Regions from separate parts of the Mus musculus genome. Here region 1 is linked to region 2. Evidence: chromatin loops called from intact Hi-C (ENCODE). Cell type or tissue: gastrocnemius. All regions are shown on one strand. Links, peaks and the distances in the headings refer to the core of each region. The heading gives the core; the rest is flanking DNA.

Region 1 (9,293 bases), core at 3,794-6,293, 110 kb before region 2:
AGCTTGTGTCAAGCGGATACACAGAACCAGCCAGTGCACATAGCATGCTACAGGGGTGGATTTAGGATGCGGATTTTGCATGCTAAGTGACTTAGTTATTGTGCACCCAGGCTCCTAGAGCTTTTTCTCCCGGCATTGTTTTGTTAACTCTCCATGCTCTTCCTTTATTCTTAACTGTTTTTGTTATAAAGTCGCTTGGAGAGTCCTGACCTGGTTTTATTTTCTCATGTTTTTAAATGTGGTGACAGAGGCTGGAGAGATGGCTCTGTGGTTAAGAGCACTGACTGCTCTTTTCAGAGGTCCTGAGTTCAATTCCCACCAACTGCATGGTGACTCACGACCATCTGTAATGGGACCTGATGCCCTCTTCTGATAAATCTTTCTAAAAAATGTGATGACGGAGGCTGGAGAGATGGCTTAGGGGTTAAGAGCATGCACTGCTCTTGCAGAGGACCTGAGTTTGGGTCCCAGCACCCACACTGGGTGGCTCCCAACCTCCTGTAACTCCAGCTACAGAGAAGATCTGATGCTTCTGGCCTCCTGGGCCACTTGCAGTTGTGCTCACAGACACATATTTCTAAAAATCTTTAAATAAGTTAGCGTAGACCTAAATTCACCCTTAAAATATAGACCACTCTGGAATGAAATCACTTCTGGTATCCAAAATCATTGTGAGGTTCTGTCAACATTGAATGCATTGGAAATGTAGAGGTTTCTGGCTTTGGCAAGAATTATAAAACTGCAGTAACAGATCCAAATGAAACACTGAAGCCCCCTGTGGTGTGCTTGCACCTTGTGCCCCAGCTCTCAGGAGCATGAGGCAGAAATATTGCCCGGGGGGGGGGTGTGAAATCAGCTTGGGCATAATAGTGAGTTCCAGCACGGTCTGGGCTGTAGTGTGAGATGCTGTTTCAACAAAACAAACCCAAGACTAAAACAAAACTCACAGTCAAAACAATAACAAACACCCCCCCAAACCAAACAACCCCTTCCAAAAAGAAACCCCAAACCTATAAAACAATAATTAAACTTTTAGCTTTAATACAATTTAAATAAATATCTGTTGAGCATGGGATCTAGAACTTCAGAGAAGAGCTTTAGGCAAGCAGCGTGCTCAACACAGCAACAGTAACCAAGACTCTAATCACCTGGAAAAGACAGGCTTTGGAGGAACTTGAAGAGATTGCTTCTAATTATTACAAATAAGTGACTCAAAAAAAAAAAAAAAGGCAGAAAACCAGGAAGCTTTGAGTGCTCATTATCTGGTCAGGATGTCTGCTCATATTATAAAGGTAATTTCAAAGGTAGCTGAGCAAAAGTGTCTCATGGCACATAAATCAGCAGCAATTATAAACCAACATCGGTGCTGTGACTTCACAGATGTAACCAAAGAGGTTTGAAAACTATGTCTTCCTGCCAGCTGTGTGCTGCTAATCAGTGTAGTGTGCGATGTGGAACAGAGCCAAGATCTTGGAGACCTTGCCAACCTCTAAATGGATGGACTGCCTCCCACAGTGGAATATGCTCTGATGACTTCCCAGCTCCCTTCTCCACGCAGGGCAAATTGAAGCTTTTCCTTTCTTGTATTGCTTTAACTGTGCTATATATATATATGTATATATTCATTTTCAGGGGAAAACTAGAGCTACTAAAATTGTAAAACTAAACAAACCAAGCCCCCTTTCTCCCTTAGCTTAACACTTTACCAGTGGCTTTAAAGAATACCAGATCAGTCCCTTCCAGGCCTGGGGATGACCTCCTGAGGAGTTAATAAGATGCTGGCCCATGTGTTTGAAAGTTTCACCTCCAATCTTAGGCGCGATGTAATTGTGATGAACTTCAATCAAGGAGTGTAAGAGATTCACTTAGCACCGACAATGCTATCAAGAGGTACTAGCTTCAATGTCAAACTCCCTAGCTATTGTCTATAGCATGAGACTATTTTTAAAGGCCTGAGAAGAATTTTCCTTTAGTCAACATAAGAAGGGTTTTGTGAAACTCTAAAATATTTATCCAAAGGTTAGTATTGATCAGCTTGAAGAGTACATATTCACTCCAAAGCACTGAGCACCCATTCTATCGGAAATGGTTTTGTTTGTTTTTGTTTCTTTTGAGACAGGGTTTCTTTGTGTAGCTCTGGCTGTCTTGGAACTCATTCTGTAGGTAGGCTGGCCTCGAACTCATACAAATCTGATTGCCTCTGCCTTCTGAGTTCTGGGATTAAACATGCATGCCTCCACCACTCAGTAGAAAATTTTAAAAAATTATTAATTATTCTCCATGTATGTATGTATGTATGTATGTATGTATTGCATGTGTGCAAGTGCTCATGGAATCCAGAAGGGGTGTGGGTCAGGAGGTAGTGAGCTACCTGATATAGGTGATGGAAACCAAACCCAGGTCCTCTGCAAGAGCACTAAGTGTTCTTAATTGCTGAGTCATCTTGCCAGCCAACCATAGAAATCTTAAAATGAGATCCCTGGGAGTCCTCTAGAAGATGCTGAGTCACAGGTAGACAGCTTCCATGTCAGACACTGGTAAAGATTAACATTCAGATCCAGAGCCCTTTCCTGCCCATTAGTCCTTCTCTTCTTTCCACTTTGAAGCTCTCAAGTCAAAAGCGTTATTTCTCCCATCTTGATCCTTCTATGTCTGATGCCAGGTACTCTCTACCTGTCACTTAAGAGTTTATAATACTTCCCTGCCCTTCTCCCAGATCACCGCTGCAGCTCTGGATCTGAAGGTTGCTAACTTATGACCCTCACATGACTCTGACAACAAAAATTTCACAGCTGCTTTAAAAAAAAAAAAGTCAGAAGGGAACTTCCCTTTAAGAGGCCCCTCTGGTAGTTACCTTTGCTCATGGTCTGGATTCCAGTCTCCAGTCTTGCAAAACTTTTGGGTCCTCCTGAGGTCACTACAAGCCTATCAGCAAGGCCAATCAACTATAATTTATTTTGGGGTTACTCAGGCTGCCACAGCTTCTTGCTTTCTTCAGGGCTATCTAAACCTGTCTAGCAGGAACTGTTTAAATTCTATTCAATAAGTCTATCTTGTACGGAGGTATTAAATAGTCAAAAATAAGTTGTTGTTGTTTTAAGCAACAAGATGAAACAAAAAACAAGAACCCAACGCCCAGAACTTTGTTCATCTTGAGACACAAAGGATGCTCACACGTCTGGAGCCATATGAGTTCCACCATGTCTCTAGTGACATGAGGCTGACACCTTCTCCTGTACACTAACTTACTCTGATTCCAACTAGTCCTTAGAGTGTTCCAGATATTTAAAACTATCTGCCAAGAAATCACGCTTATTCAAGGATAACTAGATAACCCTTTCAAAACGAGGCAAGCACAGATAATTTGGGAGAACTCCCAGGAGGGTTACGGGATTCCTTTTTATAAATGATCACTTCCATAGTGGGACTGGGACAAAAATACATACAGCAAAAATTGGCAGAAGGAACTCTGTGAGTTACAGGGCAGCCTGGGCTACATAGTGAGACCCCTAATCTCAAACACCAAAAATCAAAGAGACAAACACATTGAGAGATATGTAGAAATAGTTCTATGCTTGATAATGAGTAGGGAAGTCAGAAGACAAGCAAGGGAAATGGCAAGTTAAGCAACACAATAAACCAACATGCAAAACACATGCTTTGCCACAGCAGTAGAAAAGTCACTAAGACAAGTACACAATTAAGGATTACAGGTCCATGTGTGATGACACACGCCTTTAATTTCAGCACACAGAGGCAGAGACAGGTGGATCTCCGTGAATTCAAGGCCAGCCTGGTCTATACAGTGAGTTCTAGGACATCTGGGGATATGCAGAGAGTGACACATCCTTGTCTCTGAGAAACAACAATAAAAACCAAACAAAAACTTGCCCCCCCCACCCCCCCAAACCTTCAAAACACCACCATCATCAACCAAAAAACCCAAAAAACAGATTACAGCTGCGTGTTATCTTAGGTCATAGAAGTTTATTACATGGAAAATCCAAGACAAGTATTTCTTCTTACATCATTCTCTTAAAGGAAGGCTAAACAGACAGACAGAGTACATAGTAGAATAGCAAGCTTAAGGGACTTCAAGATGTATTATTAACTCTTGCTGTGAGGTCCAGTGAAAGTCCCAGTCTCTTAGAATGTGAGAATTATTTTTGTCACAATGCATTGCCACAGTACATTCTTAACATTAGTAAGAATTGTAAGTATGGTCACCTGCCACTTTAGCACATTTTAGTTAAAGATGGACCCTATATACTCAGGAAGACTTATAATGGAGCTTAAAATTCTTATTTGGTGATCTTGTAGAAGTCTTAATGTAATAACAAAATGCAGTGAGTGTGTGATGTCTGTTGTACAAAATGAGAGCCCACTTCCCTAAGCCCCCCTCCGCAGACTACAGTCTTTGGACACATACGACAACCAATGTTGTGTGAAGAAACAGTGTGCCTTGCTATGAACAGCAGCTATTGAGAACTCAGACATCTCTCTCTTGATTGCATTTGCTATAAACTAATCCTGAGTTGTCACATGCTGACCCTGTGTACCCTCGGACATTTCAGAAGTCTTAGGTCTGTGTAAGTACACACTAAGACGGTCACTCAATAGAGAAAGCTGCCTCTGTCCTTGGGTAATACAGACATCCTGACCATGTATGAAACTTCAAATTTTCCATTTTCCACCCTTTTTTTGAGTCAGGGGTTTATCTGTGATAGAAATAATCTCTTTGAATTCAGATGAGGAACTTCTGAACAGAAAGACAACATGTTCTCTGCCAGACGGAAAAACATCACCTGGGGACCACTGTCATCAGCAGAGCCCCGCAGAAGTCTGTCTTGTTTGACAGCAGGGTTGAAGTGCTTAATCAGCACTTCCGGGTTGGGGCCTCTCCTAGTGGCCTGACCCTCCCACAGACCGAAGGCAACAGGGTAAGAAGGCAGAGCGGTACGGCAAAGGCAGGGAGTTACTAGAGCTCTGCATCTGCGCACCGGGCTGGACGATTGGGCGGAACTGCAGGCGGGATCGCTTATTACGCTTTCCGGTCTGTTGGGGGCGGAGCTCAGTAATTTGGCTTCTGTAGGTGACTGTCAGGGGAAAAGCTGTAGAGCAGGGTGTGTGTTGCGGGGCAGAGTCTGGAGGGGCAGGATCACGCCGGGCACCAGCCCCGCCCAGGGACCCGAGGGCACTAGGATAAAGTCAAAGTTGCTCACACCGGAGGCCGGTGGACTCAGTCTCAGGCACCAGCATCATGCCTATGACACTGGGTTACTGGGACATCCGTGGGGTGAGCAACCACCTGATGAGTGGGAAGGATTGCAGGGTTAGGAGAAGGCGAGCTGGGGGGTGAGGATGGGGTGGGGCGAGAGGAATCCCTTGCTTGTCTGGCTCAGGGTCTTGCACACATGTCCTTGCTGGTTTGTGCGCCCGTGTATATGCACTTGGAGGAGGTGAAGTCACACAGAAGTCCCCCGCCCCCATTCCTATCTTTTCAGCTAGCTCACGCTATTCGGCTGCTCCTAGAATACACAGGCTCAAGCTATGAAGAGAAGAGATACACCATGGGAGACGGTAATGCTATTTGTCGGTCAGACGTCTCCTGTCCATTGGCGCCTAGCAATTGGTGCCTACATTACATTTCACGCCTCCCGCACTACGGGGCTCCCCCAGATGGACTTAGAATCTGCCTCTTTCAGTAAGCCCCAGAGAGCTGGGCTTGACCTTCCTTCCTCCTGGAAGTGAAGGGGTGGATACCCCTCCTGTTGAAATTAGATCACATTCCTCATCAAGATTTGCCTAAACTTTGTAGGCCCCTCAGTTCCAAGCACTCTTTATTCCTGAAACTTTCAGGGATAAAGGCTCACTGTGTGAGGTTACAGATCCTTGTCTTAGGGGGTTGGGTCCCTGAAATAGGTGTGTTGGACACTGGGCTGATTTCTCTTTATGCAATCTCATCAATCACAGCTCCTGACTATGACCGAAGCCAGTGGCTGAGTGAGAAGTTCAAATTGGGCCTGGACTTTCCCAATGTAGGTAGAGGGGGACGGGGAGGTTTGGGGACGGGGAGGTTTGGGGAAGTCATCTCACCTCCTCACCTGGAAGAGGGGCTTGGAGTCAATGCTTCCTTCTGTTCACTTGCTTCCGTTCCTGGTGGCGTTTCTGAGATGGGCTGTGTCCTAGCTTTTCCATTCAGTGTGCAGTGTGTTCGTAGAGGGCTTCCCATGCTAGCCATGATGAACGGCAGGCCACATGTCAGTCCTAATCCAGAGAAGGAAGGCTGGGACCTCACATCCTGTCTGACCATCCTTTATTGTCCAAGCAGTTGCCTTACTTGATTGATGGGTCACACAAGATCACGCAGAGCAATGCCATCCTGCGCTACATTGCCCGCAAGCACAACCTGTGTGAGTGGGGCGTCAGCAGGGTGGGGTGGGGGACAACCCCCTTGGCTTGGCTGGTGTGAGGTGTTGAAGATGCGTCTGTGCTGTGTGTGCTGCAGGTGGGGAGACAGAGGAAGAGAAGATTCGCGTGGACATTTTGGAGAACCAGGCTATGGATGTCTCCAATCAGCTGGCTCGAGTCTGTTACAGCCCAGACTTTGTGAGTCTCATCTCACTCCCTCCCTGGGCTGGACCAGGCAGCGTTTGGGTCAGGAGTCAGCTCCCTCAGGTTCCCAATCTGCACAGATCTTATTTACCTTTTGAATTTCTTAGCCTCTTACCCTCCAGGATGTTTCATGTGTTGTCATCAGCTGTCCCCATGACACTGAACTATCAAATGAATGCTCTTACTTAGGCCCCACCTATTTTAGGGTGCAGTCCAGACTTCCCAGAGTGGACATTAAGTTCCTAGATAGTGGAGTTGTGTTTTCCAAGTGTTTTCTACCTGTGTCCTCTGCCAGCTAGTTCATATCTTTGCTGGTCACGAAATACAGGAATATCCCATGGATTAGAAAATGAAGTCCAAGATGAGGGACTGTCACAGAACCCTTTCCAGCCTCTCAGAGTGCTTCTGTTCACACCCCCTGGAGTCAGCATATTCCTTAGGTAGCACAGGGTCAGCCTGAAGGATTTTCTCTCCTTTTTTGCTTCAGATTCTCCTCAATTTATGGGGAAAACTCAAGTATATTTCATTCTTCTGGACCCATTGTGTGGACTCTCATCTCCTCTGAGTATTTTAGTTCTTGATTCTTTGATGCTGCCTGGCATTGGTACCTGCCAGGTGCGCAGGGTACCCAGCCATGTAGGCATCAAGAATGATGATGCCCCACTGTGGGCAGTCTTATTCTTCCCTGGTCTTCCACTGCATTTGAAGGGTGGGGTGGGCTACCGAGGCGTCTAGTAAGTAAGTGCTCATATGTTAAATCGAGACCTGGACTGTGACTGAGTCTCCATCTTAGTGGAGACGGCTGCCCACCTCTGGCTATTTAGGGCCGTGCATGATACTGAAGGGCCAGTCCTTCTTCAGGAACTTACATGGTGACAGCTGTTTTCTGCCTCAGGAGAAACTGAAGGTGGAATACTTGGAGCAGCTCCCTGGAATGGTGAAGCTCTTCTCACAGTTCCTGGGCCAGCGGACATGGTTTGTTGGTGAAAAGGTAAAGGGGGAAAAGTTGAGCATTGTCATTCTTCTCGGGGACAGAATTCCATGCCATCTCTCATTCGTGGCCCTTTGCAGATTACTTTTGTAGATTTCCTGGCTTACGATATCCTGGACCTGCACCTTATATTCGAACCCACGTGCCTGGACGCCTTCCCAAACCTGAAGGACTTTGTGGCCCGCTTTGAGGTGATGCCCTGGTCCTTCTTCCCCTTGGCTGTCAACTTTGCCTTGATGTTTTCTTGGGCTGAGGATAAGAATCAGGAATTGAGCAATTGCTTTCTGCCAGTGTCAGTGCCGAGCACCCTACATCTGTTGATCAGGCTTATAGTGATCAGCGTTCCTCCGTGGTGGAGGGGACTATCAGTCCCATTGCTTGGCTAAGCAAATGTGAAACTGTGGAGTTATACTTGCTCAGGGCTTCAGCACTAGCAGAGCTGTGCCAGGGTCTCCCTTGACTTCCCTTGGATACAGGCAGCTCTGGACCTCATTGATGTCTTTAGAGATATTCTAGGGGCTCACGCTCCTGCTAGAAGGCCAACAGCGTATGTAAATGCCAGTGCACCTTGTCCATGCCTGTATCGAGGCTGGAGACGGGATTGGATGAAGCTCAGTACCAGGTTCAGAAGTGTGGCTTTCTCCTTAGGGAATGATTACAGTGAGCCTGGCTTTTCTTTTCTGATCTATCTGTATCTATAAACTTTGACCCTGGTTTTGCAGAGTCACTGGATGACATAGGGGTTATCTTCAAAACATGCCTCTTTGTCCTGCTAGACAGATTCATAGTCAGTGTGCAAACCCAGGCAAGATGTGTGCAAGAGGAGCATGGGGAGGTCAGGAAGGGAGTGGGCCAAGAGAGTACAAAATCTGAGAGACAGAGGCCAGGCTAATCCCAGATGGGTGCCATGTAATAGCAGTGTGGGCAGGAGGAAGCTGTTTAACCTCTCTGGCCCTGAGCAAATCTTAGTGTTTGGTTTTCTGTTTTTCTTTAACTCTCAGGTACTGAAGAGGATCTCTGCTTACATGAAGACCAGCCGCTTCCTCCGAACACCCCTATATACAAAGGTGGCCACTTGGGGCAATAAGTAGAGCCTTGACTGGGCAGGAAGTGGGAACCGGGGGTTCTGGGAACAGTTGAACTTCCTGTAGCCCTAGTGCTGCTTTCTGTCCATCCCCTTCCTGACCCCAGAGTGTCAAAGGTCCTCTTTTCTTTCATCCAGTCCCTGCCCTTTCAAACCCTCTAAAGCCTAGGCTCCTAGTTTTCCTTTAGCAAAATGCCCTTCTAGCATGACTGTGTCCCGCGCCCACTTGATGGTCTTGCCTGCCAGCAGCTGTGCTGTTGTGAAGAGTTGGGACTCTCCATCAGCACTCAGCCTGGGGCTCCCCATGCTTGTCTGGAGACCAGAGACGGCTGGTGTGTGAATTTGGTCTCTGCACAGCTCTTTTGGGTCCCTCCTGTAAAGCCTGAACCACACTGGCTCTGGCTGCCGCACTACCAGCTTTTACTACTATCTCCAGTGGCTGCCTAGTGACCCGGGCAGAGGCTGAGTTCACAGGGATTTTAGTTGGATAGGCAGGGGTTTGGCCCTTCCTAGCCCCACCTGTTTGTTTCTCAGGAGGCAGCTGCAGAAGGCTCTGTGGAGCTCAAAGGGAGCTTAGATCTCCTTTATGCTAGCAGCACTGAG
Region 2 (9,293 bases), core at 2,385-4,884:
AGAACTAAATGTCTGCTATTATTGTGTGGGCTGCCCATGTGTGAGCTTAAGCCAAAATAGTGAAAAAAAAAAAAAAAAAAAAAAAAAAAACCCAAACCTGTCTCACATCTGAGATTCTGACTCAGTCCATGATTCATGGAAGCCTCGAAATGCTGGTTCTGACATTAGTGAAGAAGTCGGCGGCAGAAGCACAGGGAAACCAGACCTCTGTATGCATTCCAGTCCCAAGAGCACCACTTCTCTTCTCAAGTGGATACTTTCTCTCTGAATCTCTTTCCACAATTTGTTCCTAAATCTAGAGCCAAAAGGAAAAATAACTATGACCATTGATCGCTTTATTCCAGGACGGGGTGCTCACATCCTACAACCTGGGGTCAAATGAATCATAAGAACATTTCCACAAGGCAGATAGAGTTACCTGTCCCACTGGTCAGATAAGGAAGCCAACTGTAGAGATTCAGTCACTTGCTTGAGAACCTGGTACTAGTGATAGCTGTGCAGGACTTCTCTGTTGGTCTCTGAAGTCTGAGGCTAGCAGGTTGTGAATACCCCTGTTTTGAACCAAAAGAGAGGACTCAGGTCATTGCATAGGCTGTGTTTCCCACTCCAGGATCCTTGGGAGGGGTGAACATGTCAGCCGAGGGCCTTAGGAAGTTGAATTAAAGGGCTGAGATGAAGGATCACAAGACACTATTCATATTCCCTCTGCAGACTACCTTAGTGACTTAAATCCCCAATGGGAGAAACAGAGACCCAGGGGATATAGTTGGTGCTAGATTTGAGCAGACATGTAGAAGACATGCGCGCACGCACACACACACACACACACACACACACACACACACACACACACACACACACACACACACACACAGGGAGGTTCGTCAAGCTGTCAGGGATTCTCTACCACTTTCCACCTTAGGGTCTCTACCTGAATCTGGTAGCCCAGCTCATATTTCAGATGGACTTTTAGCCAGCAAGCTCCAGCCATGCTCCTGTCTCCACTCCTCAATGCTATGGCTACATGTGGGCTGAACCTATGCCTAGCTTGCTACGTGGACACCGGGATCAGAACTCAGGTCCTCATGGTTGTCTAGCAACCGCTCTTAACCACTGAACCGTCTCTCCAGCTCCCTAGTTGGCAGACTGCAATCCTGACATTAAATGGGGCAGTTTCCTTCCCTCTCAAGCGCTCCTTCTCCGTTCTCTGGGTGTCTGGTTTTTTACCTGGGAGATGGGATTATGTATTCTCATTGGTACTCGGTGATTATCTATGTGTGAAGCACATTGAGCTGTGTGGGTGACTTTCCATCCAGTGACTCAGTCCAGCAGAGAGCAAGAGGCATGCAAGTCATGGCCCCTCCTGGCTACCGGCAATCACAGTAACTTTTACTTCCACAGCCCTGGGTCCCCCAGAGTCCGCTTGATACACACAGAAGCTACTCTGTTAGACAGTAGGGGACTGGAGGCACCAGCACAACAGGTTTGCAGTCTGGAGTCTTTTCTACATCAAATGCTCCTCTTTCTCAGATTCTCTTTGGCTCTGGTTCTGTTGCAGGAATCATAGCATTGGTGGCTGTGCAAAGCTTCCTATGGCTATGAGAGGGATGAACTGGAGAGCTGAGGGCTGCAGCCCAAGGCCCACTGTACCTGGTTTCTTGATAACCCTCAGCAGTAGGTCTCTGAACCCTGCAGAAATTATCTGAGCAGGCTCTCCTGGTAAGATGGAACAAACACTCCCAGTGTCTCTTTGCATGGCCCCATGGAGCAGGGCTGGATATGAGGCAGCTTTGGGACTCAGTGAGATTGACCTGAGGCTCCACAGAGAGCGGGTTGGACCTCTACTTGCAAGAGAACAATTAGAGCTGGCTCAGCATCCTTAGCTGGCCCTCCTCCCCTTGTGCATTTGATCCTGGGTTTGCTGGGTCCCTGGCTCAGGTCTGGGCTCTCTGTCCTGCTGCACTGGCCTGTCATGGACGTCTTTGTCTGGTTACAGGACGTTTCTGTGTAAACCAGCAAGGATGTTCCCTGTGAGAAATGGTCGTGTCTGTGAAGGCAAGGAGTGGCAGGGTGTCCTGTGGGAAGACAGGCAGAGAGGGGACAGAATGGGAGCCCTAAAGTCTCAGTCGCAGTCATCCCCCTGCTACTCTGGCACCATCTTGCTGTTCCCTAATCCCTGCCCCATTCTTGCCCCAGCTCCTTTTCCTTCAACTCAGTGGCCTCCTGAAGTGGCCGTCCCTGAAGTTGGCTTCACTGTCCTGTCCAGCAGTGACTGTGCTGTGCTGTGCTGAGGAGCTGGGGGAGCCCATCATCTTTAGGCTCTGTACTTGCAACACGTGTGTAACAGAGGCAGGTCTTATCTGCAGTATACCCCAGTGAGGTCTCTGCATATGGGAGCCTGTCTGGTCCCCATAAGGCTTGAGTCACACTTGCTTTGACTGCCATTCCAGCTTTCACTATTGCCTCTAAGGACTGTCTGGAGACCCTAATAGAGCCTGGTTCACAGGGGTCCAAGCGGACTAAGAAGGACACCTCCCAGTGCAGGCAGCCTTCACCGGGTCTCTAGAACATGAAGGGTACCTTGTGGCTGGAAACTTGCCCACCCCACAATGTCACTGAGATCAGACATTAATAAAAGTTGGTCGAAAAAAATCAGAGCAATGCTATCTCAAACTAAGGCAGGTTTCCTCACCCTCAGCTACATTTTAACACAACCAAATGAAACCAACATAAACATAAAACGTGTTTAAAAGAGTTGAGATCTGAGTGAGTTGGCGGTGCTTCCTAAAAGAGACAGGTGTGGCACTCCATGTCCTTAATCTTAGCACTCGGGAGCTGAGACAGGAGAACTGAGCCTAATCCAAGACCAGCCTGGGTTACACAGGGTCCCAAGGCCAACCTCTAAAGCCATCGCAAAAGAGAAAAGGATAAAAAAGAAACATAAGACAAAGAACACTTGTTCCTCGGGAATTGGGCACAAGGCTTTCAAGGCTCTGTAAAGAGAAACATGTTCCGTCAATTGTCAGAAGTCACAGGTCCAAGTGCAAGCCTGGCCAGGAAGCAGCACGGCAGAGGTGATTATCAATCACAGCTACTCCAGGGTCTCACGCATCCCCGGCATGGTGTTAGTGGGAAAGAAAATGAAATGACTCTTGGTTATAAGATTTTGTACTCATGCTGGAAAGAGTCAAAGGTAGGGGGTGGGAAGATCAGGAGAGAGGGAAAGGCAAGCCAAGGAAGGCGGAGTTTAGCGGAGGGCACCCGAACAAGGAAGCAGCTACAGTATACAGGTGATTAAGTGGGCACTCATTTCTTTTGTGAATTTTTTCAAAGATTAATGTTATATCAGAATAAAAAACAGAAAAAAAACTCCAGATACATCATTTACTATGTGATCCAGGACACACACACACACACACTTAAATGAAATAAATTTCATCAGAAAAATTTGTTTTGCATTCATGAATATATTTGTATTATCATGTTTTCCAGTTCTTCGTTCTTTAAGTATTCACAGTATAAAAGATAATTTTGCCCTCAGGACACAGTTGTCAAGGTCCTAGGCCTTCCGAACTGTCACCACTGGGGAATGCTGCTGCCATCTAGACTAGAGGGTAGAAAATAGCAGTCCTACAGCGGAAACCCAGCACCACCAATAAGAAGCTAGCAAACCCAGCCCCGCCTTTCGCTCTTGGCACTCAGCCAAGCCACCACCATAACAATGGAGCTCAGGCAGCCTTGGCTCTGGGGGCGGCCCTGGCCTTGTTCCTGGATGCCGGTATTGGCTGGAACTGGGAGGTGGGGAAGGGCAGTCTGAAGACCTGACAAAGCGAAGCCAATCCGTTTCTGGCAGCTCTCTGAACAGCCAAGGCTAGATTGACACTGAGCCTGTCCGTTCAGACCTCGGCACCATGCCCATGACACTGGGTTACTGGGACATCCGTGGGGTGAGAGAGGGGTCCGAATGCAGAGTAGGACTTGGAGGAGGGACAAGGATCCGTGCAGTCAATGGAGGCATGCTCTTGCAGCTGTGTATGTGTGTGTGTGTGTGTGTGTGTGTGTGTGTGTGTGTGTGTGTGTGTTCTGGTCCATCCATGGACATAGTGAAACTAGGTCAGAGAATGAGGACTCGTGTAGAAGGGGTAAAGAATTTTACCATCTCTTGTCTCTTACAGCTAGCCCATGCCATTCGCCTGTTCCTGGAATACACAGACTCAAGCTATGAGGAGAAGAGATACACCATGGGTGATGGTGACTGCATCCTTTCTAGTCAGATCCCTGCCCAACTCCTGTCCATTGTTGCCCAGCAACCAACCTCATCACTCAGCTCTGACACTTTTTTGTTGGAGCTGTAACATGCCCCTTCCAAAACCCTTGATGGTGTGGTTTGATTTGCCAATGGAAGATGCTAAGGAAAGATTTGAGTGTACTCTGTATTTATAACTGGGCTCCATTCTTCTAGCAATTGGCTAAATCTTTCACAAGCTTTAGCGATGAAGAAGCTCACAGCCCTTACAAACATCTTCATCCTTGCAAGCTTGCAGTATGACTTTGTGAGTCAGCTTGCAGGTCCACTGCTTTGGAGAGTCTTGTCTCTGACCCCTTGGGAAAATCTTGGGAAAGGGGTTTGAACACATGGGTCCTTTGATTTCATATTATCTTGTCCACCACAGCTCCTGACTATGACCAAAGCCAGTGGCTGAATGAGAAATTCAAGCTGGGCCTGGACTTTCCTAACGTAAGTACAGGAGAGGGGAGGTGTGGAGATGGTGGTGGTGTCCCTGTTTATACAGATGGGATCAGTCCTTTGGCTTTCATCTTCGCATTCCTGGTTGTCCACACCATCTTTCTGTGATGGGCTGTATCCCAGCTCTCTGTTCAGTGAGCAGCATTTTCATAGAAGGTTTTCCATGGCAGGCACACTGAGTGCCAGGCCTCGTGTCTGTCCTCACCCAAGGAAGGGATTCTGGGATTTCATATCCCATCTGACTCTCCATGCTTGTCCATTCAGCTGCCCTACTTGATCGATGGGTCACACAAGATCACGCAGAGCAATGCCATCCTGCGCTACCTTGGCCGCAAGCACAACCTGTGTGAGTGGGGCCGGCTGCAGGGGTGGGGACCGATGGCCACCAGCTGGGCTTGGCCAGGGTGGCATGTTGAGTGTGAGTCTGGGCTGTGTTTTTCACAGGTGGGGAGACAGAGGAGGAAAGGATCCGTGTGGATATTCTGGAGAATCAGCTTATGGACAACCGCATGGTGCTGGCGAGGCTTTGCTACAACGCTGACTTTGTGAGTCCTGCTCTGGGCTGGATGAGGTGGGGGAACCAGAGCTTGTACCTTTGCCTTCTCATCTGCTCTGTTTGCTTAGCATCTAACGTCTTAGCGCTGCTCACCTACAGATGATACTCTGAACTGCTGGCGGAGTCATGGTGACACAGTATGGAGACTGAGACAGAAGGACTAAGGTTACGGTCTTCCTGGTTACACTGTCTCAAAATCAAAAGCACTAAAACAAAACCAAACCTTCCATGCACGTACACACACACTCTTGTACACACACACACACACACACACACACACACACACACACACACACCCTGCCAACATAGAGTCTTGTCAAATGGCACTTACAATGAACTTCAGCAACTAGAACAAACACTCCACAGTCCAGTGTCGGTAGCTGGGTAGTAAAGACTGTGTTTAGAATCTCTCAGCTCTGATCACCCATTTCTGGCCTGGGTTATGTCTCCTACTCGGTTATGTCTTACATCATCATTGCTTCTATAGTACACATTCCAACAATGAGAAAAAGTGGAGTAAGCTGGAAATGGATGGGAGCCATCACCTGGGGACTCTTCCCAACCAGATACCCAGAGCCATGCCTGGGATACTCACAGTAATAAGGAAGTGTTCCCAAAAGGCAGTCTACAGCTGGCTAAGCCTCTTCTTGCCTCATCTCCTTTCACCCCATCACACTTCATCTTTCTGAAACTGCCCCAGAGCCCTACCGTTCTTCTTCCTGCAGAACATCCAACTTCTCTTCCAGAATGCTTTAGTTATTTGCTTCTCTGACTCACATTACATCTGAATGCGAGAGCCAGCTCACACAGTCCTGGGTGTGACTCACAAGAGTTGTTCTGAGCACCTGTGGTGAGTCTCAGGGACAGCGTGCCCCTGTGTAGATCCTCATCACCTCTGATATTGGATCTGGTGCCTGTAGGACTCTAATCAATAGACATAATGAATTAATAATAGTGACATCATAAATTAAAGCAGAATTAACCCAGGCCTAGTCTCGGGAAGGTGGCTGCACCTCTGCCCAGATGGGGTCTTTGTCGCCCTGTTTGGGCGGCCTCTGCTCGGAATCTTGTGACTGAGGGTGATCACAGTGTGTTCCGCTCTAGGAGAAGCTGAAGCCAGGGTACCTGGAGCAACTCCCTGGAATGATGAGGCTTTACTCTGAGTTCCTGGGCAAGCGGCCATGGTTCGCAGGGGACAAGGTAAAGGGAGGGGTGGGGAGGAGGGGTTGCCATCCTTCCCAGGTTACCTGATCCAAGCACACTCACCCTCGGCTTCCTACAGATCACCTTTGTGGATTTCATTGCTTACGATGTGCTTGAGAGGAACCAAGTGTTTGAGGCCAAGTGCCTGGATGCGTTCCCAAACCTGAAGGACTTCATAGCGCGCTTTGAGGTGACGGACGCTCTAAATCCTCGTTCTTCTTTGAGGTCCTCCCTTCCCCACTCTGCTTGCAAGGCCCTTGGCCCTGGAACTGAGCTTAAAATCAGCAAAAGCCAGTAGCATGTACTGAGTGCTTGCTTTCTGGCTCAGCATACGTTATCTATTGGGTAAAAATTATCATTACAACCAACTTGCAGGGCAGATTGAATTATGAGTCCTATGGGACAGATAAGGAAACAGACTATAGAGGCTAAGTCCCTTACTAGCAGAGGTTGTGCCCAGCTCCCTGGGGGTGTGTGGCCTTTAAGGCCAGCAGGGAGTAGACATTTCCTATTTTGTGTCAAAAGGAAGAGCCTCGGGTCCTTGTGCTGCCTAGGTTACTCAGTCCAGAATGCTGGGGAAAGGCAGAACGTGGCAGGAGTGTGTAAGCCGCAGACATTCAGAGAGGGAGGCATGGTGGGATTTGTGTGAAATAGCCGCGTGTAGACAATACCAGGTCTTCAGAAAGTTTCACTCAGGTCCATCCGCATCTGAGCACATGCCAAACCCCAGAGATGTTTTTGGTGCTAGATTTGAGAGTGTATGTGAGCCCTATTCAGGATTTTATCTTAAAGAGTTGTATGGTTATAGGGCCTTTGCCCTTTTCTTTTCCCCATGTCTCCATGAGGCCATTTCTACAATGTATTTATATACTTATTTAGACTCCTATTCACTGGCCCCCTCCTCTGTATGAGGCTCAGTATCAGGCCCAGTGAGGCATGGAAAGAACTCCATTCAGAGACCAAGTATAGCAGAGTGCAGTGAACGTAACCGGCACAGAGTCACCCGGGAGCTGTGAGTCACAGCTTGGCCCTCACTGCATAGCTAGTCATGGGTCCCCCAGAGTCTACTTAGCACCTACAGAATATGCTTTCAGAGATTTGGGAACTGCAGGCATTAGAACAACAGGCTTGCAGTCTGGAATCTTGTCCCTATATCAAGTGATATATCTTCTCAGCTGGTTTCACCAATTCTGGGTCTGGTCCTGACCCAGTGGCCTTGAAAGTGTACCAGGGCTGCTGTGGTCATGATAGGGAAGGATAGAAGAGCTGAGGGCTGCAGCCTGAGGCCTGCTGCACCTGGTTTCTTGATTGCAGTTAGCTCTAGGTCTCTGAACCATGCAGAATTTATCTGAGCAGGCTCTCCTGGTAAGATGGAACAAACACTCCCAGTGTCTCTTTGCATGGCCCCATGGAGCAGGGCTGGATATGAGGCAGCTTTGGGACTCAGTGAGATTGGCCTGAGGCTCCACAGAGAGCGGGTTGGACCTCTACTTGCAGGAGAACAATTAGAGCTGGCTCAGCATCCTTAGCTGGCCCTCCTCCCCTTGTGCATTTGATCCTGGGTTTGCTGGGTCCCTGGCTCAGGTCTGGGTTCTCTGTCCTGCTGCACTGGCCTGTCATGGACATCTTTGTCCTGCTACAGAAGGTTTCTGTGTAAACCAGCAAGGATGTTCCCTGTGAGAAAGGATCGTGTCTGTGAAGGCAAGGAGTGGCAGGGTCTCCTGTGGGAAGACAGGAAAGGCCTGGGTAGAGAGGGAAGAGATTGGGAGCTATAGAGCCAGCTTGACTCAGGTCCTGTCTCATGGACTAGCTGTGCCAGCAGGAGGAAGCCACATAACCTCTTTGCTGACACGTTGGCACAGTGAGACTGATCTTGGAGGATGGAGTGTGTTTTCTGAGCGTAGGTCATAATCTATAATGGGCACGATCCCGATGCACAGGCATCTTCGCATAGGCCACCGAGGATTCCCCTTTCTAGAACTCTAATATTAGAGTCTACAGGGAAAGCTGTTTCTGGAGTGGGGCTGCTTATCCCAGTGGGGCCCCTGGCCTGACCTCCCTCTCTGTCCTCACACGCAGGGCCTGAAGAAGATCTCCGACTACATGAAGACCAGTCGCTTCCTCCCAAGACCCATGTTCACAAAGATGGCAACTTGGGGCAGCAATTAGGACCTTGACAGGGTGGGCTGTAGGATAAAGATACCAGATCTCCTGAGTTTGCCAGGAGCCCTGGGGTGCAGGCAGGATCCCTGCAGCCCCACAGCCAACTTTTCCTTCTTCTTTCCTTCCATCCTGTTCCAGATCCCAAGCCTCACCGGCTCTCGTTTTTGGTCATCCAATCTCTGCCCAACACAGTCTCTTAAAATCCCTAACAGTTCCTTTTCATTAGCAAAGTAGCCCTTTCTAAAGCTAAAGTCCCCCTGCCCCACCACCACCACTTAGAGACTCATGTGTTCAGATACTTGGTTCCCAGCTCATGGCTATTTTGGGCAGCTGTGTGCTCTCCGGCAGGTGGGGTCCATATGGCGACTGTAGAATGCTAGGTGTGTTGACCACTGTAGCCAAAACACTCTTCTGCTTGCTCTGTTTCCTGAGACAAGCTATGAGCTAGGTGTGCCGTGACTCCAGCACTTGTCATTGCAACTGTGACCCTCTCCTACCCCTCTCCCTGCTCCTGTGAGCTGTTCTTCCTGCACCATGAACCAGAATAAATCATTCTCCGCTTACATTGTTTTTCTTTGGTCGGTTGTTACACCAACAGACAGCTGGTAAGGAGCCCGACTCCAA

The links. Hi-C counts contacts between places; a loop is a spot of excess contacts. Peaks named below come from ENCODE experiments on the same cell type or tissue, not always from the same donor. Only the 100,000 strongest peaks of a DNase experiment are listed, where the experiment ranks them.
Region 1: a loop joins it to region 2, with 2.2 times the contacts of the local background. A loop is called at or near these places in 2 of 42 quality-filtered maps.

What each region holds. Positions count from the first base shown.
Region 1 is chr3:108,040,640-108,049,932 of GRCm38, reverse strand. It overlaps Gstm4 (glutathione S-transferase, mu 4), which reads left to right and starts at 5,077. Exons shown (of 8, transcript NM_026764.3): 1 at 5,077-5,296; 2 at 5,505-5,580; 3 at 5,974-6,038; 4 at 6,332-6,413; 5 at 6,509-6,609; 6 at 7,511-7,606; 7 at 7,687-7,797; 8 at 8,608-9,293. The coding sequence starts at 5,261. The coding sequence ends at 8,697. In gastrocnemius, for the core only: no CTCF peak of the experiment used is centred there; a DNase peak (open chromatin) is centred at 5,025; H3K4me3 peaks cover 1,412 bases; H3K27ac peaks cover 1,591 bases.
Region 2 is chr3:107,926,273-107,935,565 of GRCm38, reverse strand. It overlaps Gstm7 (glutathione S-transferase, mu 7), which reads left to right and starts at 3,749. Exons shown (of 8, transcript NM_026672.3): 1 at 3,749-3,947; 2 at 4,176-4,251; 3 at 4,674-4,738; 4 at 5,012-5,093; 5 at 5,192-5,292; 6 at 6,408-6,503; 7 at 6,586-6,696; 8 at 8,586-9,232. The coding sequence starts at 3,912. The coding sequence ends at 8,675. In gastrocnemius, for the core only: a CTCF peak has its summit at 3,591; DNase peaks (open chromatin) are centred at 2,567, 3,232 and 3,746; H3K4me3 peaks cover 1,143 bases; H3K27ac peaks cover 1,957 bases.